Regions from separate parts of the Homo sapiens genome. Here all the other regions are linked to region 1. A link is a loop called in an ENCODE intact Hi-C map of the cell type or tissue named here. Cell type or tissue: heart left ventricle. All regions are shown on one strand. Each heading gives the region's core, and the rest is flanking DNA. Links, peaks and the distances in the headings are about the cores only. Region 1 holds the start of CALCB (calcitonin related polypeptide beta). Region 2 has its middle 12 kb from the start of PSMA1. Region 3 has its middle 35 kb from the start of CYP2R1. Region 4 has its middle 16 kb from the start of CYP2R1. Region 5 has its middle 2.5 kb from the start of CALCA. Region 6 holds the start of PSMA1 (proteasome 20S subunit alpha 1).

What was found. A loop is a pair of places that touch in the nucleus more often than their neighbours do. Peaks named below come from ENCODE experiments on the same cell type or tissue, not always from the same donor. Only the 100,000 strongest peaks of a DNase experiment are listed, where the experiment ranks them.
Region 2: it touches region 1 in a loop (9-fold over the local background); 25 of 110 quality-filtered maps call a loop at or near these places.
Region 3: a loop joins it to region 1, with 2.8 times the contacts of the local background. A loop is called at or near these places in 12 of 110 quality-filtered maps.
Region 4: it touches region 1 in a loop (14-fold over the local background); 81 of 110 quality-filtered maps call a loop at or near these places.
Region 5: a loop joins it to region 1, with 9 times the contacts of the local background. A loop is called at or near these places in 42 of 110 quality-filtered maps.
Region 6: a loop joins it to region 1, with 5 times the contacts of the local background. A loop is called at or near these places in 25 of 110 quality-filtered maps.

What each region holds. Positions count from the first base shown.
Region 1 is chr11:15,073,227-15,078,149 of GRCh38, reverse strand. It overlaps CALCB (calcitonin related polypeptide beta), which reads right to left and starts at 4,557. Exons shown (of 5, transcript NM_000728.4): 1 at 4,487-4,557; 2 at 3,346-3,440; 3 at 2,952-3,089; 4 at 680-864; 5 at 1-67. The coding sequence starts at 3,431. The coding sequence ends at 705. RefSeq lists a silencer at 3,062-3,111 and an enhancer at 3,154-3,655. In heart left ventricle, for the core only: a CTCF peak has its summit at 3,029 (motif pointing right); DNase peaks (open chromatin) are centred at 3,039 and 4,209; H3K4me3 peaks cover 1,383 bases; H3K27me3 peaks cover 2,667 bases.
Region 2 is chr11:14,530,118-14,535,040 of GRCh38, reverse strand. It overlaps a transcript of PSMA1 not described here. Among named protein-coding and RNA genes, the nearest start is that of PSMA1, 12 kb to the right of the region's middle. In heart left ventricle, for the core only: no CTCF peak of the experiment used is centred there; no DNase peak of the experiment used is centred there.
Region 3 is chr11:14,924,496-14,929,418 of GRCh38, reverse strand. No RefSeq gene overlaps it. Among named protein-coding and RNA genes, the nearest start is that of CYP2R1, 35 kb to the right of the region's middle. In heart left ventricle, for the core only: no CTCF peak of the experiment used is centred there; no DNase peak of the experiment used is centred there.
Region 4 is chr11:14,906,039-14,910,961 of GRCh38, reverse strand. It overlaps the pseudogene CALCP. Among named protein-coding and RNA genes, the nearest start is that of CYP2R1, 16 kb to the right of the region's middle. RefSeq lists enhancers at 2,702-3,201, 4,844-4,923. In heart left ventricle, for the core only: CTCF peaks have their summits at 2,238 (motif pointing left) and 3,043 (motif pointing right); a DNase peak (open chromatin) is centred at 3,051.
Region 5 is chr11:14,972,447-14,977,198 of GRCh38, reverse strand. No RefSeq gene overlaps it. Among named protein-coding and RNA genes, the nearest start is that of CALCA, 2.5 kb to the right of the region's middle. RefSeq lists an enhancer at 1,875-2,404 and a silencer at 3,367-3,416. In heart left ventricle, for the core only: a CTCF peak has its summit at 2,258; DNase peaks (open chromatin) are centred at 2,268 and 2,788; H3K4me3 peaks cover 1,844 bases; H3K27me3 peaks cover 4,000 bases.
Region 6 is chr11:14,518,426-14,523,348 of GRCh38, reverse strand. It overlaps PSMA1 (proteasome 20S subunit alpha 1), which reads left to right and starts at 2,963. Exons shown (of 10, transcript NM_002786.4): 1 at 2,963-3,052; 2 at 4,308-4,352. The coding sequence starts at 3,050. RefSeq lists enhancers at 2,832-3,021, 2,556-3,170. In heart left ventricle, for the core only: a CTCF peak has its summit at 2,901; DNase peaks (open chromatin) are centred at 1,901, 2,888 and 3,238; H3K4me3 peaks cover 2,405 bases; H3K27ac peaks cover 1,447 bases.

The DNA of each region.
Region 1 (4,923 bases), core at 608-4,607:
GGGGCATTCTCACCAAGTTCTTACCAACAGAAATTAATAGAAATGGTGAGTTCAGTTTCATGATAACCTGAGATTAGGGGAAAAAAAGAAGAGGAGGGAGAAGAAGGGGAGGACAAAGGAGAGAAAAAGGAAGAAGATGAAAAGGAGAAGGAAGAGAAAAAAAGAAGTAGAAGACAAGTCATGAATAATCACAATTATTACTGAAAAAATACTAATTTACAGAAGTGTTTCTTTAAACAGCATTTATGAATTATGGTTATGAGAGGTAAGCAGGCTTGTAAGGCAAATGAAGACTAAAATAATTCAACTGCATCTATTAATCTTGGTAGTAGGTTATGATTACAGCTTATCCACCTGAATCTGTAGTCAAGGGTTGAGCCCTTTCTGAAACCAGCCTAATGAATGAAGACTGGCCCTGGTTAAGGTTTGCAGACCTCTCCCTTTCTGAATCCAGCAAGCTTTTTATTTTCTTTCCATTTCCCTTATCAGAAAAATGACACTACATCTCTGATGTCATTCTGACATCATGCTAGGTTCTAGAAAGAACTCACTGCCTCAGGAGGAACAATGTAACTGGACAGAAGGAACCTAAAGAACCTACCAGAGCAGAGGTTTTCAAAATGTAGGTTTTAACTCCAAGTCCCTTCCCCCTCTTATCCCATAGCATTAGGGTAGTTACCTTCTTCCTGGAGTCATTCATCTGCTCAGGCTTGAAGGTCCCTGCGGCGCCTGCCAAAGGCTTTGGAACCCACATTGGTGGGCACGAAGTTGCTCTTCACCATGCCCCCTGATCTGCTCAGCAAGCCTGCCAGCCGATGAGTCACACAGGTGGCAGTGTTGCAGGCTCTCTTCTGGGCAGCGGAGCTGATTTGCAAGATAGAGAAAGAAGAGAAGACCTGTGAGTGAAAAGCTGGGGGAGGAGCCTTCATGAAGAGAACTGCAACACTTCGACACACCACCTAACAGTAAGTGTTTCTCGAAAATGCAATTATCAAAGCTGTTAGGGGAAATGGCCTGGCAGTCTTCACCAGGAGCTCTGCCCAAAGACCATCATGAAAAGAAAGAAGAAAAAACAATTCCAAGCCACGGGGCACAGGCTGAAACCCTGCACTTACCATTCAAGGAGGAAGTGGGCAACGAGGCCCAGACCCACCCCAAGATACACGAGGAGTATACAGAGACCATACCCCAGCCACAAGCACCAACACTACCCATTACCACAGGAAAATGAAATTCCCTAAAGTCTTCAGAAGAAGCTCAGAGAACAGGGTTTGCAGCATCCTCTCCCAGAAGTACTTACCAGCTCCTTCACACACTGTTCTTGCTGCTTGAGCTGGGTCATAGTGATGACCCACCAAGCCCCATACCCAGCTACCCTGAAGCTAAGGCTACTTCTGAGCATAGGCACTGGACACCCTCAAGTCTGGATGTGGACCAGAGCAATGAGCACCGCAGCTCAGTTCCTTTTAGAAAAATAGATTGATTCATCTAATGCCAAGGCATTAAGGACGTGCTTATTTTATCGTAGTACATTTAGAAGCAGAAATTGGATGCCTCTGTCATAACACCCTCTACAGTCTCAAGAAGCTTCCCTTATTTTCTTTTATCTCTAATGTGTTCAGTAAGTCCTGCTGTCTTCCCTTCCATCCTGAGGTCTTCAAAACATTCTCTGTCATAAGCAAAAATACCAATACCAGCATGAAGACAAATCAGAGAGGAATCCACATGCATCAGGTTCATAAAGTGGAGCAAGAAGGGGAATCAGGAGAGTTGAGAGAAGTTCAGCTGCCATCTGGGGGACCCTGGAGTCGGGTAGTGGTCCCTCTGCAAGCTGTTGACTATGTCCCTATTCTTGCCAGGAATTTCAGGCCCGAAGTTGATGCCAGGGAACATATGAAAGTTTTTCAGGTACTGCAAGTATGTGCCCTGCAAGCAGGTACTCAGATTACTATACGCTACTTAAATCTAGGACTGCTCAAGCTGCAAGGGAAGGACATGCCAGACAGTACCATGCACTAGGGACTGTCCCCATGGGCAGTCACTCAGAAGGTTGGACCAGGCAGGGGACATGTCGAGTGGGAGCAGGTGGGGCAGGCAGGAGGGCAGCTCACACACACTCCATTAGGAGAGGTGAGAGGGTCAGTGGGCCAGGGCAGTGTAGAGAAGGGCTGAATGAGGAAGGATGATCTTTTCTGGTATTCCCATGATGTTCAGCCCTTCATGCTCAACAGAGAGGTTCTCGGGGTGAATGTAGGTGTGACACATGCCTCTGCCCAGCAGTGCTGGGAGCAGGCCAGGGGTTGGTCTCTGCTCAGGCTCAACATGCACAAGGATGTGGGTCTGGGAAACGGTGCTCTCCCTGGCCTCATGACAACATGCACATCTCCACAGAGCTTGCACATCTAAAGGCTCAAACCTACCTCAGACACTGCTCTGTCCCCACCCCCTGCAAGGGCTTCATCTTCACCTTGCAAATGTGAAATGAAGGCTTCTTGCAGGTATGAAAGAATGGCATGCACATGTGAAATTTCTAAAACTTTCTGAGATATTGGGTCTATTCCTGACTTCACCCTTACCAGTCTTAACTCATCCAATGCTAGGAGATCTCCCAGTACTGCAAGAGCAATTTCCACAGTGAACGATTCCACACCTCCCCATTTCATTTTCTATCAGTTTTCACAAATTGAGTTTTTTCTATGTCTAGAAAAAGCTTCTACATCTATGTTCTAACAGCTTTCAGAAACGGAGCTTTTTATTGTGTCTAACCACACACAGTCCCTCCAGGTGCACTGGGACCTCTGTCTCCCTTGGAACTTGAGAAAGGGAGCCTGCTGGACAAATCAGCTTGCTGGACCCCTTGCCAGTGTGTTCTCTCCTGCCTCTTGGGATCCACCTTCCTGTGTATGCTGCGGGGAGAGGAGTCCCTGTGCTGGGCGCTTGGGGAACCTCACCTGGAGCCCTGTGTCTCCTGCTCCTGCTTCAGCTCACTGGCCTTCATCTGCACATAGTCCTGCACCAGTGCAGCCAGCAGGAGGCGCGCGTCCTCTTTACTGAGTGTGGCCGGGTCTGGGCTGCTCTCCAGGGCAGACCTGTGGAAGGGAAGCAAACTCCTTGCAGGCTGTGAGCCCCTGACTGACCCTCCCCAGGATAGGCAGCCAGGCTTCCTGGTCTCTGCTTCTTCCCCTGGGGATGTGGCCACCGCGACTCCCAGGGGACGGGCATGAGGCCAGGGTCCACCTGTGGGCACTGATTCACCAGGAGCCACGCGTGACTTCAGAGGCACAGAGCTGTCTGGTCCTAGGGGCAGTGGGAGCAGAAGGCGCCTCTGGCTCCAGGCTGTCTCACCTGAATGGCGCCGCCTGGAGGCTGCCCGCCTGGTACAGGACCAAGATACTGAGAGCCAGGAAGGGGGAGAACTTCCGGAAACCCATGCCGCCTCTCTGTAAAGGAAGGATGACGTTACTACTGCACCAGCACAGATCTAGGTTCCAGTCCTGCCTCTGCCACAACTGCCATGTGACCTTAGGCACGTTACTTCAGCTGCCTGAGCCTCTGTTCCCTTCATTTGCAGGAAGGGCTGCTGTGAATCTCAAGAGACACATTGCAGTGAGTGAATGGCTTGATAGAGCGGAAAAAGGTGTCCTAGGGGAAGGGTGGAGAGAAAGGATGAATTTTGGTTCTGTTTTGTTGAAGGCCAGGGAGAAGCCACACGCGCCCGTGCACACAAACAGACACTTCTGCCCTGATTTATGCCTAAACCAGGCGTGGACGCACCTTGCTGTAGACCTGCTCTCCCCTTCTCGCCTTCTCCTCTGCTGGGCTTCGCGCCAACGCATGCGAGGGGAAGGTGGGAAGGGTGGATTGGAAAGGAGCGCTCATTTCTCAGTCTTGGAACTGGGAAAAATTTTTAACGTGCCAGTTACGGGTGTCTCAGGACTCGCCCGCAAAGCCAGCCCTCTGCCGGAGCGCGTTTTAGCAGCAGATGCTGAGCAGCAGCTCCGCGAGGTGAGCGCCCAGGGTTCTAGTCCGCTAACAACACTGCCTTAGATCCGGACCGGAATCCCGGGAAGGCTCACCAGGGAGGCGCCTCAGAGGAAAGCTCAGGGTTCCGACCTCCCGGGAACGAAACATGCTCCCGAAGGACAAAGACGGCGCAGGGCGCTCCCGGACCCAACTCTGCAGAATCCTGCGCTCAGCCAGGCCCCAACGCCAGGGCTGCAGACCCGCCTACCTCCGCTCGCTGCGCTTCCAGCGCCCACGCTGAGCCATGGGGATGCTTGGGCTCCTCTCGCACTGGTAGGAGAAACTGCCAGGACAACCCTAACCGCTCGCCTTCTACGGGGCCTGGAAGAGAGCTAGGACCACCGCTGTAAGGTAGGACCAGATGGCGGCGGAGAGGCAGACAGGCAGATGGAGCAAACTGGATGAACTAGTCGAAGAAGCAGGTTATTCGAGTGAGCGGAATGGGGAATGGGAAGTTCCTCACCTGGCGACTAGAGTTTCAGGGCAGCGCGAGCGGCCGGTCGACCCGGGATGAACACCACACCTGCTGTGGGCGCCTTCCCCGCGGAGACCCCGCTCTTATTACAGAGATAGCTGGAGGGGGGGGGTCCCCACCAGCCCGCGCGGCCAATCCAAAGTGGCCAGGACTAGCCAATCAAAGGACCGACCGAGCTCCGATTGCGTCATAGCTCGCACTGCCGGCACTGGTACTCTGGAGCGGGGGCAGTCCGCCCCGCTGTCATTTTTTTCATTGAGGTCATTGCTTGGGAAGCTGGAGAGCCTGGGAGAGGACAGAGATTTTTCAACTAAGAGTCGGGGCAAGTCGAGGAGAGTTTGGCGTCACCTACAGTGAGGGGCCAGAGCTGCTCTCACCTCCTTGGCTCCTAAATTCCTGCCTCGCACTCCCTCCTGTCACGCCAG
Region 2 (4,923 bases), core at 331-4,330, 540 kb after region 1:
TTGCAGTGGTGCAATCTCGGCCCACTGCAACCTCTGCCTCCTGGGTTCAAGCAATTCTCCTGCCTCAGCCTCCCGAGTAGCTGGGATTACAGGCGTCTGCCACCATGCCCGCTAATTTTGTATTTTTAGTAGAGACGGGGTTTTGCCATGTTGGCCAGGCTGGTCTTGAATTCCTGATCTCAGGAGATCTGCCTGCCTCCCAAAGTGCTGGGATTACAGGCGTGAGCCACCGCACCTGGCCTCCTATAAGCAGGTTTGTTTGTTTTTTTAATTTTTTTAAATATGCATATGTACACACGATGTATATACATGTTACACATATTGGAAAATATATTCTCAGGATATTCTCCCTTCTCCAGATGGATAGTATTGAAAGGGAAAAAACACAGTAATTAAAAAAAAAATGGTCAGCACAGTGGCTCACTCCTGTAGACCCAGCTACTCTAGAGGCTGAGGCAGGAGAGTTGCTTGAGCCCAGGAGTGAACTTTGATCACACCACTGCACTCCAGCCTGGGCAACAGAGCAAAAGCCTGTCCTAAAAATAAACAAATAAATTAAAATTAAAATTTTAAAAAGGTGGGAGTGGGTGCAGATAAGGCTAGTTTAAAGCAAGCTGTTTAAAGGCTATCAAATATTAGTCAAATAAATTATGAAACATTTATATGATGTAATACCTTATAGCTATACAGACATTTAAAGCATGTGACATGAAGAAATGTTCGTGGTTTAATGTTTACATAGAAAAGCAGGTTTAAAAAGAATCATATATAATTTGATACAAATTTTTTGTGGCAGTTTATTTTGAGATATTAATTTTTATTTTATTTTATTTATGTATGTATGTATGTATGTATTTTTGAGGCAGAGTTTTGCTCTTGTTGCCCAGTCTGGAGTGCAGTGGCACAATTTCGGCTCACTGCAACCTCCACCTCCTGGGTTCAAGTGATTCTCCTGCCTCAGCTTCCCAAGTAGCTGGGGTTACAGACATGCACCTCCATGCCCGGCTAATTTTGTATTTTTAGTAGAGATGGGGATTTCACTATTTTGGTCAGGCTGGTCTCAAACTCCTGACCTCAGGTGATCCACCCTCCTCAGCCTCCCAAAGTGCTGGGATTACAGGCATGAGCCACTGCGCCCAGCCTTGAGATATTAATTTTATGTGTTCTCCTATCCTACTACCCCTTTCTCCCATTCAAGCAAGTATCTAGACTTCAGATTTTTGTAAGGCAAAAAGCAAACACTGCTCAGAAATACCATAGGCTCTGTCTTGTGAAATGAGAAGAGGGAGGTGAAAGAGGGATTCCTCAAAAGTTAGAAGTCTGGGCCAAGCTCAGTGGCTCATGCCTGTAATCCCAGCACTTTGGGAGGCTGAGCTGGGTAGATGGCTCGAGCCCAGGAGTTCAAGACCTGCCTGGGCAACATAGTGAGACCCCGTTTCTATTAAAAAAAAAAAAGAAAAGAAAAGAAAAAAGAAAAAAACTTAGAAGTCTGAAGCCTATAGTTTGAGTGAATAGCTAAGATTCCCATCTTGTTCTGTAACAAAGCCCAGATAGTGGCAAAACCTCAAAGAGGAAAGCCACATGGGGTACCTTAGGAAGCTGTACTTGGGTGCAGGGGCTGCCACATTCACTTACTTGATTCCAGATTCTTGAGTACCAACAGTGGTAAAGAAATATGAGAGTCACCAGTCTGAAGTGAAGATGGCACAAAAGGGAATCCCAGCACCAAATCAATGTGGAGAGATGACCAAGTAATTTGAGATAATTCCAGGTACTTCTATAATAATTCAAGCCCTAGAAACTTTGTACAACCCTGGATGGAGAGGAAATGCTCAATGATAACTAAGGTAGAATTTCTCACCAGCATGGCAGGATGGGAGCTCAGGCTTAGATTCAAGTGGACCTAAAGAAATGCAGTATTTATTTCTATGAAATAAGAATCATATACACAATATGCATATGTACACACGATGTATATACATGTTACACATATTGGAAAATATATTCTCAGGATATTCTCCCTTCTCTAGATGGATAGTATTGAAGGGGAAAAAACACAGTAAGTTTCACTACCTAGTACAATATAGTAATTTATCATATTGTCTTTTTTTAGCAGCTATTTTTAGATTTTTTTTAAATTTTTTTTTTTGAGACAGAGTCTTGCTCTGTCACCCAGGCTGGAGTACAGTGGCAGATGTCGGCTCACCTGCAACCTCCACCTCCTTGGTTCAAGCAATTCTTATGCCTCAGCCTCCCAAGAAGCTGGGGTTTCGCCATGTTGGTCAAGGTGGTCTCCAACTCCTGACCTCAAGTGGTCTGCCCGCCTTGGCCTCCCAGAGTGCTGGGATTACAGGCATGAGCCACCTAGCCTGGCCAATCATATTGTCTTTATTGAAAAAAAATCTTCAATGTATATCCCCCTTTTTTTTTTTTTTTGAGACGGAGTCTCGCTCTGTCACCCAGGCTGGAGTGCAGTGGCACAATCTCGGCTCACTGCAACCTCTGCCTCCCAGGTTCAAGCAATTCTTCTGCCTCAGCCTCCCGAGTAGCTGGGACTACAGGCATGTGCCACTACGCCGGGCTAAGTTTTGTATTTTTAGTAGAGGTGGGGTTTCACCATTTTGGCCAGGCTGATCTCGAACTCCTGATCTCAGGAGATCTGCCCGCCTTGGCCTCCCAAAGTGCTGGGATTACAGGCGTGAGCCACCGCACCTGGCCTCCCTTTTTTAATTAGAAAAAATGTATATTATAAAACCAGCTGTAAGCTGTTTTTCCTATATATTTGAACAGGTCGAAAATAGGGAAGGGCATAGATAATAAACTTAGGTTCTATTTTCCAGCTGTTTTAGACCTATTGATATTAACATTTCCAGAAGTATAATACAAACTTAATGTCAAAAAAAGATGAGGATTTTTTTTTTTTCACAGAAAAAAGTATTGGATAACTCCTGTACCCTGAAAAAAATTAAAATGGTATTATATTAGTCAGAGTCTCAGCAAGAATCAGATGCACTCTCCAAAGGGGTAACTGAAGAGAGTATAATCAGAATGTGGGCAGGGGAACAGCAAGTGGTAATGCAGTACCACTGCCAACCTGTGGCCAACATGGAGCGGGAGAAGGTAATACATAATCTGATATCTCTTTCCTATTGCTTTCTGATCTACTAGTGTCTTCCATTAGCTGAGCCCAACCAGGAGCTAGAGAGGAAGGGATCTTACTGATGCAATCTATAAAAGATTAAAGTACCATAGAATACTATACAGCCATAAAAAATACAGGAGGCTGGGCTTGGTGGCTCATTCCTGTAATCCCAGCACTTTGGGAGGTGAAGACAGGCGGATCACTTGAGCTCAGGAGTTCAAGACCAGCTTGGGCAACATGGCAAAGCCCCATCTCTACAAAAAATACAAAAATTAGGTGGGTGTGGTGGCACAGAACTGTGATCCCAGCTACTCAGGCTGAGGTAGAGGGATCACTTGAACCCAGGAGGTCGAGGCTACGGTGAGCTAAGTTCGCGCCATTGCACTCTAGCCTGGGAGACAGAATGAGACCCTATCTCTAAAACCAAAAGGAAAACACAAAATCATGTCCTTTGCAGTAACATGGATGGAGCTGGAGGCCATTATCCTAAGTGAACTAACACAGGAACAGAAAACCAAATACCACATGTTCTCACTTATAAATGCGAGCTGAACATTGAGTACATATGGACACAAAGATGGGAACAATAGACCCCAGGGTCGATTTGAGTGGAGGGAGTGGAAGAAGGGCCTATTGGGTACTATGCTCACTATGTGCATGATGAAATCATTTGTACACCAAAGTTCAACAACACGCAATCTACCCATGTAATAAACATGCACATGTACCCTCTGAATCTAAAATAAAAGTTGAAAAAAGGAAAAAAAAGGGTGAAGTATATCTATAGGGTTATCAGAGAATATCTAGCACAATGACAAAGTATAAGCAATTCCACAATTTTCCTATAAATATTTCCAGATAAAACTATCTACTAGAAGAGTACTAGAAACATAGAGTTTTAGACTTCAACTTTTGGTACTATGTAAATTATTTGAAATTATTGCTACTACTACTAGAGAACTTTTATTCATTCACTAATTTTTTTTTTTTTTTTTTTGAGACGGAGTCTTGACCTGTCGCCCAAGCTAGAGTGCAGTGGAGTGATCTCGGCTCACTGCAACCTCCACCTCCCAGGTTCAAGCAGTTCTCCTGCCTCAGCCTCCTAAGTAGCTAGGATTACAGGCGTGCACCACCGCACCTGGCCAATTTTTGTATTTTTAGTAGCGACAGGGTTTCACCATGTTGGTCAGGCTGGTCTCGAACTCCTGACCTCATGATCTGCCCGTCTTGGCCTCCCAAAGTGCTGGGATTACGGGCATGAGCCACTGCATCCAGCCCACTAACTCTTAACTAAATTTTATTGAGCATCGAGTCAGTGTGACACATTAAACATATGTACAAAGATAAATATGAAACATTATCCTCCAGCGGCTCCTGATTTAATGTGAGGACAACATATGAACAAATAAGTGCAATTAAGCTTTATATGTGTAGTTGCATTTTAAAAGGGACTCTTTCTGTCTCAGTTTGGCTGAGGCTCCAAGAAAGTAAAATGCCAATATTCTCGTATTTTATAATAAAGTGGAAAACCATAAAAAGTAGAAATTGCCCAAAAAAGGTGGCAGGAGTGGAAAGGGAACTGTTTTTGCAACTCTTAGCTGTCCATCTACTTCTAATTCAGAGACTGGAGTTTAGAAGATTTTGAGAGTTTTTGGTGTGCTGTGAGTGGACATTGCTTTTTCCTCACCTCACACCTAGGGAAAGAGGCTTTAATGAAACTTTGATATATGATCCCTACACCTAGCAGGGGGGTAGGGCAGGGGTTGAGGTCACAGTGGACT
Region 3 (4,923 bases), core at 368-4,367, 150 kb after region 1:
AAATGTTGCTTACGGAGACAGTGTACTGCTAGAAACAGGAGAGTCCCAAACTAGCAGCATATGTGCACACTGGGGGAAATGAAGGCAGGTTTATGTGAATTTAACCCAGAACTGTTATAGGAGCAACTTCAGACTGGATCTAAAAGCAGAAAATCTGCCTTGCACTCAGGATCAAGGCATCAGTGACTCCCCATCACCTAGAACTGTGAGTAACAATTAAGGTAAGTCCATGACCCTCCCCACAAATAGATGGAGGGTCTGATGCAGTCCCTATAGGAAATATTTCTCACCCCGACTCTTCATGATGAGAATCACAGCCATGGTAAATAACTTTTGAATCATGTTTACTAATGGGAATGCATCATATTCATCAACTATGAAGAATCATGAGCCTAGATGATGAAGTATGCTTAGCATGTCATACAAAGCATGTCATACAAATCCCCCTACATGCTAATTTCTTTTCATTTTTGCCAGTTTTATTAATGTATAGTTGCCACAACATGATTTCAGCCTCTTCTCCAGCCTCTATCCAGCTTTCTCCATGATGTTCATTCTGCTTAGAAGCATGTGGTTTGGGTGAAATTGGTTACCCCTCCCCCAGTTGTAAGGGTGGGTCTGATAGATTTTAAATGATCACAAATTTTTATAACTATTTACATCAAGATGTGGGGACTTGCTTCAGAAGCAATGGCAACAAAAACAAAAATTGATAAATGGGAACTAATTAAACTAAAGAGCTTCTGCACAGCAAAAGAAACTATCAACAGAGTAAGCAGGCAACCTACAGAATAGGAGAAAATATTTGCAAACTATGTATCCAACAAAGGACATATATACAGAACCTATAAAAAACTTAACCAATTCAACAAGCAAAAAGCAAATAACCCCATTTAAAAGTGGGCAAAAAACATGAACAGGCACTTCTCAAAAGAAGACATACAAGCAACCAATATATGAAAAAATGTTTCAACATCACTAATCATCAGAAAAATGCAAATCAAAACCACAGTAAGATACCATTTCACACCACTCAGAATGGCTATTACTAAAGAAAAACAAAAAACAACAGATACTGGTGAGGTTGTGGAGAAAAAGGAATGCTTATTCACCATTGTTGGGCATGTAAATTACTTCAGCCACTGTGGAAAGCAGTTTGGAGATTTCTTAAAAATCCTAAAACAGAACTACCATTTGACCCAGCAATCCCCTTACTGAGTATATATCCAAAAATAAATAAATAAATAAATCATCCTACCAAAAAGTCACATGTGCTTGTATATTAATCACAGCACTACTCACAACAGCAAAGACATGGAATCAACCGAGGTGCCTATCAACAGTGGATTGAATAAAGAAAATGTGGTGCACATACACCATGAATACTATGCAGCCATAAAAAAGAATGAAATAATGTCCTTTGCAGCAACATGGATGCAGCTGGAGGCCAATATCTTAAGGAAATTAATGCAGGAACAGAAAACTAAATACCACATGTCTTCACTTATAAGTGGGAGCTAAACACTGGGTACCCGTCAACATAAATATGGCAACAATACACACTAGGAACTACTGAAAGGGAGAGGGAGAGAGGGGCACAAGGTTGAAAACCTAACTATTGGGTACTATGCTCACTACCTCAGTGACGGGATCAGTCATACCCCAAACCTCAGCATCATGCAATATCCCCATGTAACAAACCTGCACATGTACCCCCTGAATCTAAAATAAAACTTGAAATTATTTTTTTAAAAATATGTAGGGACTTGCTTTGACCAATATATAATGTGACAGAAATCATGTCACACAAGTCCCAAGTTTACATGTCAAGAGGCCTTACAGCTGTTCTCACTCTCATAGAATGACATGTTCAAGTGAATTAGCCCAAGCTGGCTTACTGGAAAGAACACAGAGAAGAGAACCAAACTACCCCCTCAACCAGCAGACATGTGGCTGTCCTTACCCAGGACCAGCCAGCCCTTTGCTGACTTGCCAAGTTACCCTAAGTGCATGAGTGAGCCCAGGCAACACCACATGGTAGAGAATGAGACATCCCAGCTGAGCCCTACCCAAATTCCTGACCCACAGAATCATGAGAAAACAAATTGTTGTGGTTTTCAGCCACTAAATTTTTTAAATGTTTTGTTATGTAAATAAGGCTAATGGAAAAAGTGGGTAAGCCAATCAGGGCAAATCCTTCCCTCCTGCCACATTTGGTTCATAACACAGGCCTCAGTTCATCAATGCATGCAGAGATTGGTTCAGGAGTGGCCCAATCAGTGAGAACCTCAAGGCCTTGGCTGGGAATACCAAGTCAAAGCTATTCATCTATTCATCCCTACTTTGAGTAGAGCGCTGTGTGAAGCTTGAAGATATCACATCTGTTTTGCTACCATAACAAGAGCCAACCGGAGGAAGAAACCAACACATGAGAACTCTACAGAAAACTGCAAAGAAATGGAGTTAGAGCCTTGATCAAACCCTCTATTAATTGCACAGGAATTTCACATCACTTCTAGCCTTTTGTCATTATGTGAACCATAAACCTTGTTATTTAAGCCAGTAGACTTAGGTTTTTGGTTATTTGCAACTTAAATCAACTGAAAGTGTCCAAATGACACACTCTCAAAACTCGCTACCTGTTGTTTTCATGTTTACCAACGAAACACTGCTTCTCAAGCAAACACTTAAGAGAAGCATAAAATGACAGACACCATGTTTGAAATAGGAATGGGCAGTCCAGAATCCTAACAGCTCCTTCTTAATTCCCTGTATCAGTTTCTAGGTCTTCTGTAACAAAGTACCACAAACTGTGTGGCTTGAGACAATGGAAATGTATTGTGTCACAGTTCTGTAGGCTAGAAGTCAGAGACCAAAGTGTTGCTGGACCATGCTCGCTCTGACACCTGTAAGGGAACCCTTCCTTGTCTCTTTCTAGATTCTGCTTGTTTGCCAGCATCTTTGGCATCCCTTGGTTTACAGATGCATCACTCCAATCCTTAGTCTCCACACGGCATCATTCCTGTGTTTCTTCACATCATTTTCCCTCTATGCATGTCTATCTGTGACCAAATTTCCCCTTTTTATACAACACTGATCATACTAGACAAGGGCTCACCCTTATGACCTCAGTTTAACTTAATTACCTCTATAAAGACCCTAGTTCCAAATAGTCACATTCTGAGTTTAAGACTTCAACATACCTTTTTGAGGGGGACAAAATTCAACCCATAACACTCTATCTCACCATAGTTCCTTAGACAGCCCCAGGACTCTGGAAGAGAAAAGTCATGTTTTAATTCTATTGTGCCATTTTACATGTTGAACCTCTTCCTACAATGTTCTTCTACCTCTTCTGTCTTAGATTTCAGGGCTCAGATAAAATGGCATCCACTCTTTCTGCTCCTGTCCTCAAAAAAAGAAATAATTATTCACTCTTCTGTCTCATATCACTTGTTCACATCTCAAATGGAGCACTCTTCATTAAGGTTAAATCCGTACATATGTGTCTCTCTCCACACTGGTCTGTATGTCACCCTGATGGCAGGATTGTCACTTGTACCTAGCTCATTGCCTGGCATATAGTAGATATTCAGTAAATGTTGGATGAAATAAAGTTATGCGCCCTGACATCTTGTATTAATTGTTAGAGTATATTATTTATTAAACAGAAAAACAGGCTTTCTCGCCCATCCCTTTAAAGAATAATGAGTTGGCAAAAGACTCAAGATTTGAGGCTCCAGGCTTACAACATCAAAATGGTCTTGGGAATGAGTGTGAGGAAGAACTGTTTGAACAGTGACTGGAAATCACCCTTGTCCCAGATTTTCCCCTAATTAGGCTTTTCCTTGTGTTAGTAATCCCATCATAAGAACCTCCAGACATCAAATGTACCATCTTCTGATTGTTTATTATGTGTTTTCTGGTTTGTAATTATTGTTCACTGGTGCTTCTGTAATGTAGGTATGAAAATGGCAGAGGAGCAAAATCCTAACTAGCAAACATTCAGTATGTTAACCTGTGAATCTTCCACTGAGCTTGTATGTTGGGAAAAGGGGAAGACAATGTATCCAATTGTACCATATAGGAAGTAACCCTAAAGAGTGATGCCCACAGGTGATGACTGGGAGGGGAAGGGAGAAAAGGCATCTACACTAGAAGTTCTCTTTCTATGTAAGTCGAGACTCTCCTGTTCATCAGTTGCCCTGGGTTCAGATGTGCATCATTGCTAATGTGAGTTTAGGAAATAATTTCAGCTTCCTCTTCATGCCTAACAGAACCCTCCAGGTAACCTGACTAATATCCAGCCAACTGAATATCAGAACTGTTTTATACAGTAGCCACAGAACATAGCCCAGTAGGTATACAATAGGCAATCACTCATTCATACAACAAATACTAATAGTATCTGTCCCATATACTTGCTGTGGAGATTAAATGATACTATGTATCTTAACAGTCTGGCACCTAGTGAGTGCCCAGTGTATGTACCAGAGGTTATTACATTGGATTATTATTATCAATTATTTACTTCTACCCTGTAATAGATTTATATATCTAAGCCCTTCACTATGTGACTTTTCAATGTCTTTTTCTTGGAGTAGCATATGGTCATGCTCATGGTTAACATTGAGCGTGGCCATACAACTTGCTTTGGTCAAGGGAATGTGAGTGGATATAACATATGTCATGTCAGAAAGGTTTTAAATGTGCTTGGTTCTTTTCGGACCTCTTGGAGCTTCCTCCCTCTGCCATGAGAAGAGTATGCCCCAAATGGTCATTGTTTCTTCAGCCTGGATACAGGAATGGAAACACATGGAGCATTCTGAACTCAGCCTGGCCAAGTCAGCGCAGCTGAGGTCAGACAAACCACAACATATATGCAGATTTATCAGCAATAAAAATCACTGTTGTTGAAAGCTA
Region 4 (4,923 bases), core at 576-4,575, 170 kb after region 1:
AAGATATACTATAAAAACACTAACATAATATACATAGCGTGGCTATATAATATCAAATAAGCAGACTTTAAGATACATAGTATTACTAGTGATAAAGAACATTTCAAGACCTGAAACAGTAAGAAAAAAAAAATCCTAAATTTTAAATACACCTAATAGCATAGTTTCAAAATATATACAACAGAAATAAAGAACCCGAAGGAGAACTAGACAAATGTATGTAATTGTATAATTCAACTTATCTCTCTCAGTAGCTGATAGAAAAAGCAGTTAAAAAAAAATACATGGTATGGCTGGGCATGGTGGCTCAAGTCTGTAATCCCAGCACTTTGGGAGGCCAAGGCAAGTGGATCACCTGAGGTCGAGAGTTTGAGACCAGCCTGACCAACATGGAGAAACCCCATCTCTACTAAAAATACAAAAATTAGCCAGGCGTGGTGGCTCATGCCTGTAATCCAAGCTATTTGGGAAGCTGAGGCAGGAGAATCACTTGAACCCAGGAGGTAGAGGTTGTGGTGAGCCAAGATCACGCCATTGCACTCCAGCCTGGGCAACAAGAGTGAAACTCCGTCTCAAAAAAAAAAAAAAAAACAGTGTCAATGAGATTTTAACAACACAATTAAGCATCTTGACCCAATCAACCTATATACAATGTTACATTCAACACCTCCAAAATATGCAATCTTTGAAGGATAAGTGGAACATTTACCAAAATAGATCATATGCTAATCATAAAGCAATTCTCAATAAATTTCCAAGAACTGGAATCATTGAGAGTATTTATCTAACCGTTGTGAAAATAAATTTGTAATCAATAACAGAAAAATATTTGGAAATTTAGCAGTATATACCTAAATAACCCATGTATCAAAGAAGCAGTCATAAAGAAAATAAAAAACATTTTTAATTTAAATATTTTTCAATTGAAATATTGAAATTAAAATATGACATCAAAATTTGTGGGCTGCAGTTAAAAACCATTATTTTAAAAAGTTATTATAGCTTTAAATACATATATTTGAAAAAACAAAACGTTGGGAATCAGTTACCTCAGCCTCCATCCAAAGAAGATAGAAGAAAAGGACATAAATTAAATCTAAAAAAGGAGAAAAATAAAATAATAACAGTAGAAATTAATGAAATAGCAGAGAGAAAATCAACAAAGCCAAAAGCTGGTTCTTTGAGAAGATTAATACAATTCACAATCCCCTAGCAAAACTGAGCAAGATAAAAAGAGAGAAAATACATATTACCAGTATCCAGAATAAAAAGTGTTATACCACTAGCGATCCTAAAGACATTAAAAGAAAATAAGTGAATATTATGAATATTTTGTGCCAATAATTTTGACAATTTTGATAAAATATACAAGTTTCTTATATAAGACAAGCTACCAAAATTTGCACAAGAGGAAATGGAAAATCTGAATAGTTCTGTATCTGATAAAGACTTAAATATATAACTTAAATCTCTCTCACAAAGGAAGCTCCAAGAAGGAAGAAATATAATTAATCAAACAGAAATTTTTCAGAGAAAAAAGAAAGAAGCAACATTTCCGAATTCATTTAATGAAACTAGTAGAATCCCACAAAAAGTTATAAGGACATCACCAGGAAGGCAAAATACAAGCAAATATATGTCATAAATATAGATGTAGTAATCCTAAACAAACAAGAAAAGTAAATCAAAAATCATCAATGTGGAAAAGAATGATGATCATGACCAAATGGTGTTTATTTTAGGAATATAATATTGGTTTTACCTCCAAAACTCAATGTATTCACCACATTAACAGAATAAAAGAGAAACACCATATGATCATCTACATAGATTTTAAAAAGACATTTGATAAAACTTAAGAACCTTCTTGATACAAACTCTCAGAAAACTAGAATGAAAAGAATGTTCTTATTCTGAACAAAGATACTTATGAAAAATCCCACTGTTAACATCATATTGAATGAGCATTCCTCCTGAGTTTACAAACACAATGAAGATGTTCACTATCCTCAATCAGTTCTTTTCAATATCACTCTGGATGTCAACAAATGTTCTCAGGGCATTTCAACATCAATTAAGCCTAAGGATTTTACTTAGTTTCCTGTGTATTTGGTTATTCAGAAATGAGAAACATTTCCATGAGTTCTATTTCAGTTTTCTTTTTTACAAATGAACTACTAATTCATCACATTGTAAAGAGCTCTTAGCTCTTATCTGGACAGTCTTTGTTGCCATCTGCTGGTGATCAGCTGCTCTACCTGAGATCTACTCTCCACCTTAGAAAGGGAAGGAATGGGGAGAACCAGCCATCAGAAATCGAACTGACTGAAACGGAAGGAGAAAGTGTAAGAAACAGCAAGTCTAAAACCTCCTAACACATTAGGGCACCTACTGTATTCCAGCCCCCATGCTAGGTCTTCACACACTCACTAACTAGAAGCAGTAGAAATACTAGTTAAGAAAATGGAGTGTGGAGCCAAACTACCCGGATTTTAAAGCTCAGCTTTACCATTTACTAGTTTATGACTTTTAACAAATTACTTAACCGTACTTGTTTTAGTTTCCTCACAGATTGTTGTGAGGATCAAAATCATCAGTCAACTATTTACAACTGTAACCAGCTCATAGTCAGCACTAAACAAAGTACATGTATTTCACAATTATCCCATCTAATGAGAGCTATTGTTGCAAGAGCAATTCTCACAGTGAGCGATTCCACATCTTCGCATTTCACTTCCTAACAGCTTTCAAAAACGGAGCTTTTTATTGTGTCTAACCACAGTCCTTCCAGCTGCACTGGGACCTCTGTCTCCCCTGGAGCCTGAGAAAGGCTGGGCTCCAAGTCCTCCTGAACAAATCAGCTTGCTGGACCCCTTGCCAGTGTGCTCTCTCCTACCTCTTGGGATCCGCCTTCTTGGTATGCTGCGGGGAAAGGAGGCCCTGTTCTGGGCGCTTGGGGAGCCTCACCTGGAGCTCTGTCTCCTGCTCCTGCTCCAGCTCACTGGCCTTCATCTGCACATAGTCCTGCACCAGTGCAGCCAGCAGGAGGCGCACTTCCTCCTCACTGAGTGTGGCCGGGTCTGGGCTGCTCTCCACGGGAGACCTGTGGAGGGGAAGCAAACTCAATGCAGGCTGTGAGTCCCTGCCTGCCCCTCCCCAGGATAAACAGCCAGGCTCCCTGGTATCTGCTTCTTCCCCTGAGGATGTGGCCACTGCGACTCCCAGGGGACAGGGCATGAGGTCAGGGTCCACCTGTGGGCACTGCTTCACCGGGAGCCATGCATGGTTTCAGAGGCACAGAGCTGCCTGGTCCCAGGGGCAGTGGGAGCAGAGGAGCCCCTGGTTCCAAGCTGTCTCACCTGAATGGCGCTGCCTGGAGGCTGCCTGCCTGGCACAGGACCAAGACTGAGAGCCAGCAAGCGGGAGAACTTCTGGGAGCCTTTGTTTGCTCTATGTAACAAGTAAAATGATGCCGCCTTTAGGCAAGTCAGTTAATCCCCAGCTGGGGTCACTGTCACAGCTTTTTTCAGTCGTTTAAGGTAACCTGGTATATTAGGGGTTTCTCTCACCTTCTAGTGAGTGGGGCCAGGCCAGCTACAGCTAAGTTTTCGGTATGTTCACACCTGGATCTAAAGGCGAAAGCATGGTACTCATTACTGCACAGAGCTTCTGCCCTAAATACCTGCTTTCTTCCCTACCATGCCCACCAGCCTAGATCCTTCTTCCCATCTATCCCGGACTCTTTAGAGGATGTCTCGGGCTCCGCCCATTTTCCATAGCTTTTCCAAAGGCACTTCCTAACTAGGAGTCCCCAAGTCTCCTCAGGCTTCAGGTCCCCTTTCCAAGTCTTTCCATCCCTTCACACCTCCTCATGAAATATCTCTCCACGCACCCTTCCCCAGGGCCTAGAACAACATGTGGAGCTGGGGGTGGGGGATTCAGTTGCCCCTCCTGTAGTCTGCCTTGGCTTTGTTCTTCATAGGAATTTAAAACTCCAGGCTCCACACAGCTCTGCGTTTGTTCAGGGGGCTCTCTAGAGTGTCTCCTAGGGTTCCTCGTGTCTTTTGGGGCCCTTCCCCAAGAGGTTGGTGTGGCAGAGTGGCTAGAGGCCAGGTTTCCTGTGCTGCCTCTGTTCCTGTGTAACCTCAGGCAAGTAACTGGACACTATCTAGGCCTCATTGCCCCAGTGGGGTACCTTCAAGTTTGAAGGCATTCATGAATGTAAACGGTTTGGAAGCTTCACAGAGCAGAGAGAGATGTCCAGGCCTGAGGGTGCCGGGTTCCGCTTGGGGTTGAAGGCACTTAGTCCCATCCTGTGGGTCTAGTCTACCATGAAGGCTTTCTGCCCAATATGGCTGAAGAAGGCAGGCTCACTGTCTCCCTCCTTAGGCACTTAGACAGCTGGGGTTATCTTTCCCGGGGCAAGGTCGTTATTTCAATAGCCCAGACACACACACACACACACACACACACACACACACACATACACACTTGCTCTGCACGTTCCTAGTCCCAGGAACATTTAATGACAGGTACACAGCCCAAGGCTCCGGCTGTCTGTAGGGACTGAGCTCCGTAGCTTCACCTGAACGTAGATGCGGGTGCCTCATGCCTCTCTAGAAGGCCAAACCCCTGGACAAACCCATCTCCTTGGGATCGCCTGCTGCCCTGCGCTGATTTAGGGACTGTTCCCCAAGGGGCACACACCGTAGTGTTGGACCCAGCTCAGGTTGCCACCGAAGTGGGCCTCTCCGCGCGCGCGCAGAGTACGCCGCGGCGCCGTGACGGCCCCAAACAGGGAGCTCGCCTCCGAGGGAGCAGGCGAGAGGAGAGGGAGGATTAGGGATAAGGGCCCACTGGAAGAATGACCGGAACCGAATTTACCCTTCTAGAGACTGACAGCCGTTGAAACAGCGCCTCCAG
Region 5 (4,752 bases), core at 704-4,703, 100 kb after region 1:
CCTCAAAAGGAGCCTGGAAAATATAATTAATTCAAGCCAAATACTCTTACTATTCCCTTGCATATACAACAAAGATAAAAATATCTATCTTATTAAACTGTTGAGAGTAAGAAAGATAATATACACACAGTGCCTGGCACACGGATGGAACTTAGTTGATGGTAGTTATAATATTTATAATATCTTTTCTTTGTTTCAATTTAATATGATTTATATGACTTTTCATACTTACTGCACATGCAACATCTTTTAGATAATTCTATATCTAGGTTATTAGTAAAACATTGATATCCTCTTCAGTATTTATACAGATGCCCCTCTTCTAAAGTCTTCAGCAAAATTCCCACTGGGGAATTTCAGCTGTCTCTCACTCTTTTTTTTTTTCACTTTTATTTCCATATTAAAGGTTTTTATTTTTAAGGTATACAATATGATATTTTGATACATGTATACTTTGTGAAATGATTGCAACAATCAAGTTAATTAACATATCATTACCTCACATAGTTTCCTGTGTGTGTGTGTGTGTGTGTGCGCTTAGAGCTCTTGAGATCTACTCTCTTTGCAAATTTCAAGCATATGTTAACTATAGTCACCAGGCTGTATATTAGGTCTCCAGAACTTACTCATCTTATAACTGAAAGGTTGTATCCTTTAACTAGTATTTCTCTTTTACCCCCAACCGCAGCCCCAAATAATCACCATTCTAACCTTTGTTACTGAGTTCGACTTGTTTTTTGAGATTCTACATATAAGTGAGATCATGTATTACGTGTCTTTCTGTGCCTCACTTATTTTGTGTGTCATAATATTCCCCAGGTTCAGCCATGTTGGCACAAATGACAATATTTCCTTCTTCTGAATAATACTGCTGACTAATATTCCATTGTGTGTGTGTGATAAACACACACCACATTTTCTTTAATAATTCATTCATCAATGGACACTTAGGCTGTTTCTGTATCTTGGTTATTGTGAATCTCGCTGTCTCTTTGGCAGCCATTTCTGTACTCCCTTCCCCAGAAGCAGCTTTACTGCAGTCTAAAAGTGTCTTAGGAAAATGATTCAGAAGCAACTACTTCTCTTGGCATGTTCTTCAGTAAACACGATGATGGAAAGCTTTGATTTCTGCCCTTCTTTAAACAGTGCAATCGATTTTCAGTTGGGATTTTTTCCAGTTAATTTGATAGCTCCACGTTTCTACCAGGCTGAAGAAAATGTATGTGTTGTGGGCTGTTGTATTACTGTTGCTGGTGGTGCTGTTGCTACTGCTGAGATTTTGTGGTTGAGTCCATATTATAAAGGAATTGTAGAGCAGTAATAAATTTAACTTGAGCTCTGAACTCAAGCCTTCAGGTGTGACTTTTTTAATCACGTGGAAATTCACGTAAGAATTTTCAACCAGACTTCATGTTTATTTTTATTTCTTAAGCAAAGGGTACAGGAATCTGGTCTAAACGAATGGGAACAAACATTACAGTTAGACTTTATTGGAGTGTTGTAAAAATGTTTTTTTCCAAAATCAGATTGTTTCAAAACTGACCCTGGTTTCCAGATTTTTAAGTTAGGAAGTAAGACAGTAAAAATCAAGGGTCAAATAGTCAAGCGACTATTTTTTTAAAATCAGCATTTTCCTTGGCGACTTCCGTTAGACCATGCTCTGTTTAGTACTGAAACTCAGAGAAGTTCCAGGAATAGCGGGATGAAATCTAAGTGATCCGCTCACGGGAAGCTCTACCCTTCCTTCGCTCGCTCAGTAAATCCGGGATGGGCTCAGAGAATGACTTCGCATTTTGCACCAGAAGATCTCAGTCTTTAGAGAGAACCCTAGACGAAATCCTTACTTCCCTGCCTCATTCCTGAAAACTTCTACCTGGGAACCGACTTGCTGTGACAAATAAAATGGGAGGAGTCTGGCTGAATAGTTTGTGGATTTCGGAAAGCAAAGCGAAATGCCGCTCTAACTAGGTCCGAATTTTCTGCAAGCTACCTTGTGAAACTGGTGAATTTGCCAGAATGAATTTTCATTCATTTAACTTTGGCGGATCGTCTACTAGGGTGCCTGGCATGGTGCTAATTGCTGGAGAAAATGATTTTCAAACAAAAACGAAAAAAACTTTCGGCCCCCAGCAAGGAGCCAGGCAATTCCTACAAACTCAAGGAGTGCTTGAGAGGTGAGTTAATGACCGTCCCTCCTGTCCTAAAGAGACAGACTTTTACAGTCAGTCTTGAAACTGCTCGGGGCTACACTAGCGCCCTCTGGACGCAGACTCTGGTTAGCGCCCCACGGCACCAGCCTTTGATTTGTAGCTGCCAAAGATTTGATAGTGGGGAGTACGTGTCTATTCTGAAGGCTGAAGACACACACCACAGTCAGGAGTAGAATTCCGACCCCTCAAAGTGACATGGCCACAAAATCTGCGTCTACTGGCTTTCATTTTGCGGTCACCGTGGCACGGGCGAAAGCTATGAACTCTCTCTTTAGGAAAACACACATCACAGACACACACACTTACAAACGGTTTCAGGAGGTTCTTATGTTAGAAACCTCTGGTCTTGGAAAAAAATCATTTCCGCTGAAGTATGTGGTAGCTGAGCGCAAATACCCTTCTGCTACAGCCCCAGTGGCAGAGGCCCAAGCACTACGCCCCACTCAGTGCCCGCACTGCGGCCTTCGCAACTCTTCAAGCAGCTCTGCACCGAAAACCCAGGCCGGAGATCCGAGCCTAAACTGCTGAAAAGCTCCAAGGCTCCGGACAGGGTCTCAGCAGGGGTTATCTTCCTTCAGGATCCGGGGCTCATTGTGCCCAAGATCCGCCATCCAAGCCCTGCTCTGCGCGCAGCTTGCCTGTTTCACGCTCTGCGCCTGACACGCGCCGGTGTCCTCCCGGGCCAGTTCCAGTCCCGGGTCCTGTGGCCGCCCTGCCGGCGGACCCTGCGGAGAGCGAGTCTTAGATACCCAGTCCCCAGCCCCGAGTTGTTATTCCCTCGCTGTAGTTAAGAAGGAGGAGATCAATTAAGGGCATCTTAGAAGTTAGGCGTTCCCGCTGCCTCCTTTGAGCACGGAGGCCACCAACCCCCTAGGGGGAAGAGATGTAGCGCGAGGCAGGGGTGTCGTGCTAAGAAATTTCGACGCTTCTGGGGACTGAGGACAAAGGTGCGGACACGACCCCGGGGTACCTGGAGTTCCGTGACTCGCGCCACGGACGGCACACCTAGGGGCTAATTTCTGCTCTGCCTCAAAGAACCTCAAGCTAGAGTCCTTGCCTCCGCCCACAGCCCCGGGATGCCGCTGCTGCGCTCACCGCACAGGCAGCGCCCGGACCGGCTGCAGCAGATCGCGCGCTGCGCGTTCCACCGGGAGATGGTGGAGACGCTGAAAAGCTTCTTTCTTGCCACTCTGGACGCTGTGGGCGGCAAGCGCCTTAGTCCCTACCTCTGCTGAGCTGAACGCTCAGGCACAGTGGAACTGAAACCCGGTTCTGCGGGATGTGAGAGCTGTTGAGGTCACGCGTAATTGGGTGTGATGGAGGGCGCCTGTTCGTGATGTGTGCAGGTTTGATGCAAGCAGGTCATCGTCGTGCGAGTGTGTGGATGCGACCGCCCGAGAGACTCGGAGGCAGGCTTGGGACACGTTTGAGTGAACACCTCAGGATACTCTTCTGGCCAGTATCTGTTTTTTAGTGTCTGTGATTCAGAGTGGGCACATGTTGGGAGACAGTAATGGGTTTGGGTGTGTGTAAATGAGTGTGACCGGAAGCGAGTGTGAGCTTGATCTAGGCAGGGACCACACAGCACTGTCACACCTGCCTGCTCTTTAGTAGAGGACTGAAGTGCGGGGGTGGGGGTACGGGGCCGGAATAGAATGTCTCTGGGACATCTTGGCAAACAGCAGCCGGAAGCAAAGGGGCAGCTGTGCAAACGGCTCAGGCAGGTGATGGATGGCAGGGTAGGAAGGGGGAGGTCCAGAGGTCTGGATGGAGGCTTCCGCATCTGTACCTTGCAACTCACCCCTCAGGCCCAGCAGGTCATCGGCCCCCTCCTCACACATGTAATGGATCTGAAGAGTACCCCGGGACAGTCCGGGGAGATGGAGATTCGGAAAGTATCCATGGAGATCTTACAGAATCCCCTGTGCGGACCAGGAAACTCTTGTAGATCCCTGCCTATCTGAGGCCCAGGCGCTGGGCTGTTTCTCACAATATTCCTTCAAGATGAGATTGTGGTCCCCATTTCAAAGATGAGTACACTGAGCCTCTGTGAAGTTACTTGCCCATGATCACACAACCAGGAATTGGGCCAACTGTAATTGAACTCCTGTCTAACAAAGTTCTTGCTCCCAGCTCCGTCTCTTGTTTCCCACGAGCCCTGGCCCTCTGTGGGTAATACCAGCTACTGGAGTCAGATTTCTTGGGCCCAGAACCCACCCTTAGGGGCATTAACCTTTAAAATCTCACTTGGGCAGGGGTCTGGGATCAGAGTTGGAAGAGTCCCTACAATCCTGGACCCTTTCCGCCAAATCGTGAAACCAGGGGTGGAGTGGGGCGAGGGTTCAAAACCAGGCCGGACTGAGAGGTGAAATTCACCATGACGTCAAACTGCCCTCAAATTCCCGCTCACTTTAAGGGCGTTACTTGTTGGTGCCCCCACCATCCCCCACCATTTCCATCAATGACCTCAATGCAAATACAAGTGGGACGGTCCTGCTGGATCCTCCAGGTTCTGGAAGCATGAGGGTGACGCAACCCAGGG
Region 6 (4,923 bases), core at 526-4,525, 550 kb after region 1:
CAGTGAGCTATGATCATGCCACTGTACTCTAGCCTGGGCTACACAGCTAGACTCTGTCTCTAAAAAAAAAGTTGTTGTTGTTGTTGTTTTTAACGATGTATCTTGAGCCAAATCCCCAAAACACACAAAGAGGAGCTGAAAATCATATAAACCTTTAATAAGCCCTTGGGACTTTCATTCTTAACAAAAAGGTCAACCAAATGCCCCTTCTTTTGGTCTACAAGTAGAGCTTTGATAACAGCCATTCTGAAGAGTACAGACAATTGCTGTGAATAAAGGATGTATCGCAAAGCCCCAGATATTTGCTTAGGAAATAATTATCAGAAGGACAGGTTTGGAGTGATAGATCTATCACTCATTCATTCAACAAATGTTTAGTGAGTGCCTACTATATGCCAGGCTTTGTTTCAGGTACTAGGAATATCTCAGTAAATTTTTAAAAAGTCAAAAAATTATGTTTGGATATTTATGTGATTCCCTGTTGCATATTTACAATGTGTGCTTCAACTTTTATTTAAACTAGATTCAGTGGGTTTCTTTTATTTGTATCCAAAAGGCCCTTTCTATAAAAGTGACACAGTAATAAGAGGTTACCATCCCTAATTACAGGAAGCTCCTACAAGTCAGTAAGAAAATGATTAACACAATAATATGAGGAAAGGAATGAAGTGGCAATCCACTAAAGTAACATAAACAGCCAAGAAATACAACAAAAGATTTTTTTACTAGTAATAAAAAACTATAAATAAAATTAAAAATTAAAGAAACAGGTTTTCTTTTTTGGCCTATCAAATTGATAAAAGTAAAAAGTACTTATAATATCCAGTGTTGGTAAGAATACAGAGAAAACTGACTCTCAGGCAGCGTAGAATATTAAATGGATATAACTTTTTTTGCAACTCAGCCATATTTATCATAACTGTAAATGTAAGTTCCCTTTGACCCCACAATTCTACTTCTATGAATTCTTCATCAGGTAAGGTAATTATGCACACAATAGGTGTGTATGTACAAGAATATTCATTATAGTATTTTTATGATACCAATAACTTGGAAACAATTGAATTGCACACTAATAATTAAGCAAATTATTATATTTCCATACAATAAAATACTATGCGACTATTGAAAATAATATAGACCATTACTTATGGACATATGATAGCTATAACTTTTTAAGTGTATTAATAAAAACAGTATCATCTTATTTTTAAAAATTGTATATTTATTACACATCTGTGTGAGGCATGTGACTAGAGAGATATATATGGAAAGAATTTTCAAAATGTTTATGTAGTATATGACAATTTTTAAATGAGCATTTATTTAATCAGTTAGCACTATTTATAAACACTTAATATGTGCTACGCATTGTGCTAGGTCCTGGAGAAACGAAAGAGAACAATCTATTAATTTAATCTGTTAATTTAGTCCACCAAATCAACAGTGTTTTTCAGAAATACGACAATAACCAGTGTTGATGAATTAGAGAAGGTAACCTCATATACTACTGTTGAGAGTATATGTTGGTAAAACATTTCTGGAGAACAATTTAGTACTTTGTTTTTTGTTTTTTTTTTTTTGAGATGGAGTCGCACTCTGTCGCCCAGGCTGGAGTGCAGTGGCACGATCTCAGCTCACTGCAACCTCCGCCTCCCGGGTTCAAGCGATTCTCCTGCCTCAGCCTCCTGAGGCACGCCACCACGCCCGGCTAATTTTTGTATTTTTAGTAGAGACGGGGTTTTACCATGTTGGCCAGGATGGTCCGATCTCCTGACCTCGTGATCCACCCGCCTCTGCCTTCCAAAGTGTTGGGATTACAAGCGTGAGCCACCGCGCCCGGCTTTTTTTTTTTTTGAAACAGAATCTCTATTGCCCAGGCGGGCTGGAGTGCAACGGCGCGACCATGGCTCACTGCAACCTCGATCTCCCTGGCTCAAGAGATCCTCCCACATCAGCTTCCCGAGTGGCTGGGACCACAGGCCCATGCCAACATGCCCAGCCTTTTTTTTTTATTATTCTTATTCTTATTCTTATTCTTATTATTATTGTAGCGACGAGGTCCCACTGTATTAAAATAATATAGTGATCTCAAACTCCTGGGTTCAAGCGATCCTCCGCCCTCGGCCTCCAATAGCGCTGGGATTACAGGCGTGAGCCACCACACCCAGTCTCTTTTTTACAAAGAATATAAATAGCCGGTGGATGTCAGACTATTTCGTTATGGAAAGATGCTCTCAAAAGACGAAATAGATAAATCGAAAGAAAGTGTCCATTTTTTCTCAGTGGCCTAATCTGTCAGGTACCATGCTTGGTTTTGGGGGCATAGAAAGACATTAGCGCCCTCATGGAGTTCAAAGTCTGGTGGAAGAAATCAATCATAATAACAATGAGGGGTTAACGACAACAGACCCTTGAAAGATAACATCTCCAGGGAATAAGGAAGAGCATTCCAAAGTATTTTGCCAAATGGCAAAAACCGCAGTTACTTTTGCACCAACCTTAATGCAAATAAAAGCATGTACACAAACAAGATACTCGAGGAAGAATACAGCTGACACACAGAAACGGATCGTTATCTTGTGGCTTTCCTGCAGCCTCGTTCCTTTCAGTCACATAACACCCCAAATCTGTGGACGGTTAATGAGAGCTAGTATCACCCAGAGTCACGGCTGTTGACTCGGACGACTTTAGATGCAGCCCGCCAGCGGGAGAAACTGGAGGGAATCCGCCATACACAGGAACCTAGAAGGGCTACGTGACAGGGGCTGCCCCGCAGCTCTCAGCCGCCGGCACTCCCAGCCAGGTTTTCCCGCCAGTCTCAGTTCCTAGATCTTCCGAGGCTCCGCCCGCCGCCGAGCGGTCGGAAAGTTTTAAGGAGGGGGAAGTGTTGCAAGCCTATCGATATCTCTGGAATAGACTGCGCTACCCTGCGCCGCCGCCGTCAAACTCCCGCAGACTTCTCTGTAGATCGCTGAGCGATACTTTCGGCAGCACCTCCTTGATTCTCAGTTTTGCTGGAGGCCGCAACCAGGCCCGCGCCGCCACCATGGTACGTTGAATCCCGATCTCTGGAAGGTTTAGGGCAGAGCTCTGGTGACTGGGGGATGACGAGCCACCTCTCCTGTCATCCTTAGCGTCGCCCGGTGCCACGAGGTATGAGAGCCTCGGCAGACGGCCGGGCTCCGGCAGTGATTCAGCATCTCCGGCCTGGCCGGGCTAGGGGTTATCGGTAGCCAGTGCGGCCTTTCCACCGCTTTCGCTTCCCGGGGAGCCTCCGACACTTCCTCCTCGGTCAGCTAGATGAGTTCGCCCCTCAGGTTCCTTCAGTGGAGTAGATTCTGAGCGGTCCAGAATAGCTCCTAGTGCTGTGTATGGGAGAGGAGAAGACAGAGACTTGACTTGGAGGCCTACCTGTACCACCAGTGCGGACTTGACCCCCAGGTTTGTGTTCCTGGACAGCGTCCGTTTTCCTGGTGGGTCCGTCTATTTATCTCTCGCCTAGACTTCGATTAGAAGAGGCCCTTTTCAATCATTTTGTCCAGTCACCTAGTTGCGGATGAGTAAGCCGAGGCTGAGAGGGGAAGTGATGGAATCAGGGTTACAATATAGGGTTCTGGGTTTCCAGTTCTGTCTGCCATTCTAGCACTCAATCTCACTCCCATGACTATTATTATAATAGTCGTAATAGCCGTAATGGTTCTATCGCTGCAGCTATTTGTGTCCACCTCTAACTTTGTGAGGACATTTTTGTTCATTCAATGTGAATATACAGACAGCACTTGTACAGGCATAACTACAGTGAACATTAAAAAATAAGTCATACATGTCCCTAATCATAAAAACAGAAAGGGACGTTTAGATAAAGAGCTGTGGGAGTATATGTTAGGGGGATTTGGGAAGAAAAGGAGAAGACTTCAAGAAATCGACATTTAAGCTACCTTAAAGAAAAGGAAGACTTTTAACCATTTATTAGGGCCCAATAAAAGGGAGCAGCATAAGCAAAAATAGGCAAGAAAGTTGATTGTGAACTTTAGTAATTGAGCCTAAAGGGGTTGATATGGAGGGTGTTAGAATAAGAGTTTGGAAAAATAGGACCCATTTAGATCTGCTTCTCCCTCTCCCACGAGTTTATGGTAAATGTAGAATTGGCTTACATCTGAGTACAGTAGTAATCTTCCAGTAAGACTGCATGAACAGAGTGCCTTAACATTGAATGGAAATACAAGCATATTTCTTAATGAATGTTAAGAGTTGGGATTTGAAATGTTCTTCTATTAACAGGTATTTTTTTCTTTTACTTTTAGTTTCGAAATCAGTATGACAATGATGTCACTGTTTGGAGCCCCCAGGTAAAATAATGTTTTTAAACCTTTTCTGTGAAGTGGCTTTTTGTGGCTGCAATATATTTAGAAACTTGTGAGAGCGTAGGCTTGGGGAAAATGGAATATAATTATTTTAGACGTTCTTGGAAGTTGCATTTATAATTAAAATAGGTTTCCTGATGGACCTAGAGGACATTATGTTAAGTGAAATAAGCCAGAAACAGAAAGAAAAATGTTTCATGCTCTCACTTATATGTGGAATCTTTTGTTTAAAAGGGCAAATATATATATAGAGAGAGTAAAACAGTGGTTACCAGGGTAGGGGGTGGCAGTGGGGAGGAAAAAAGAGGAGATACAAAGTAGCAAATATGTAGGTTGAGCAAGTGGAAAGATCTAATGTACAACATGAAGACTACAGTTAATAATGCAGGTAGTGTTTTGTATTCAAGATTTTTGTTAAATGAGTAGTTTATAGCCCTTGCCACAGCAGAGGAAAATGGGTAACTATGTGAGACAACGGATGTGTTCATTCTGCGATAGTGACCCTACTATATATGTGTATCTTATAACATCATGTTGCATACGTTAAATATACACA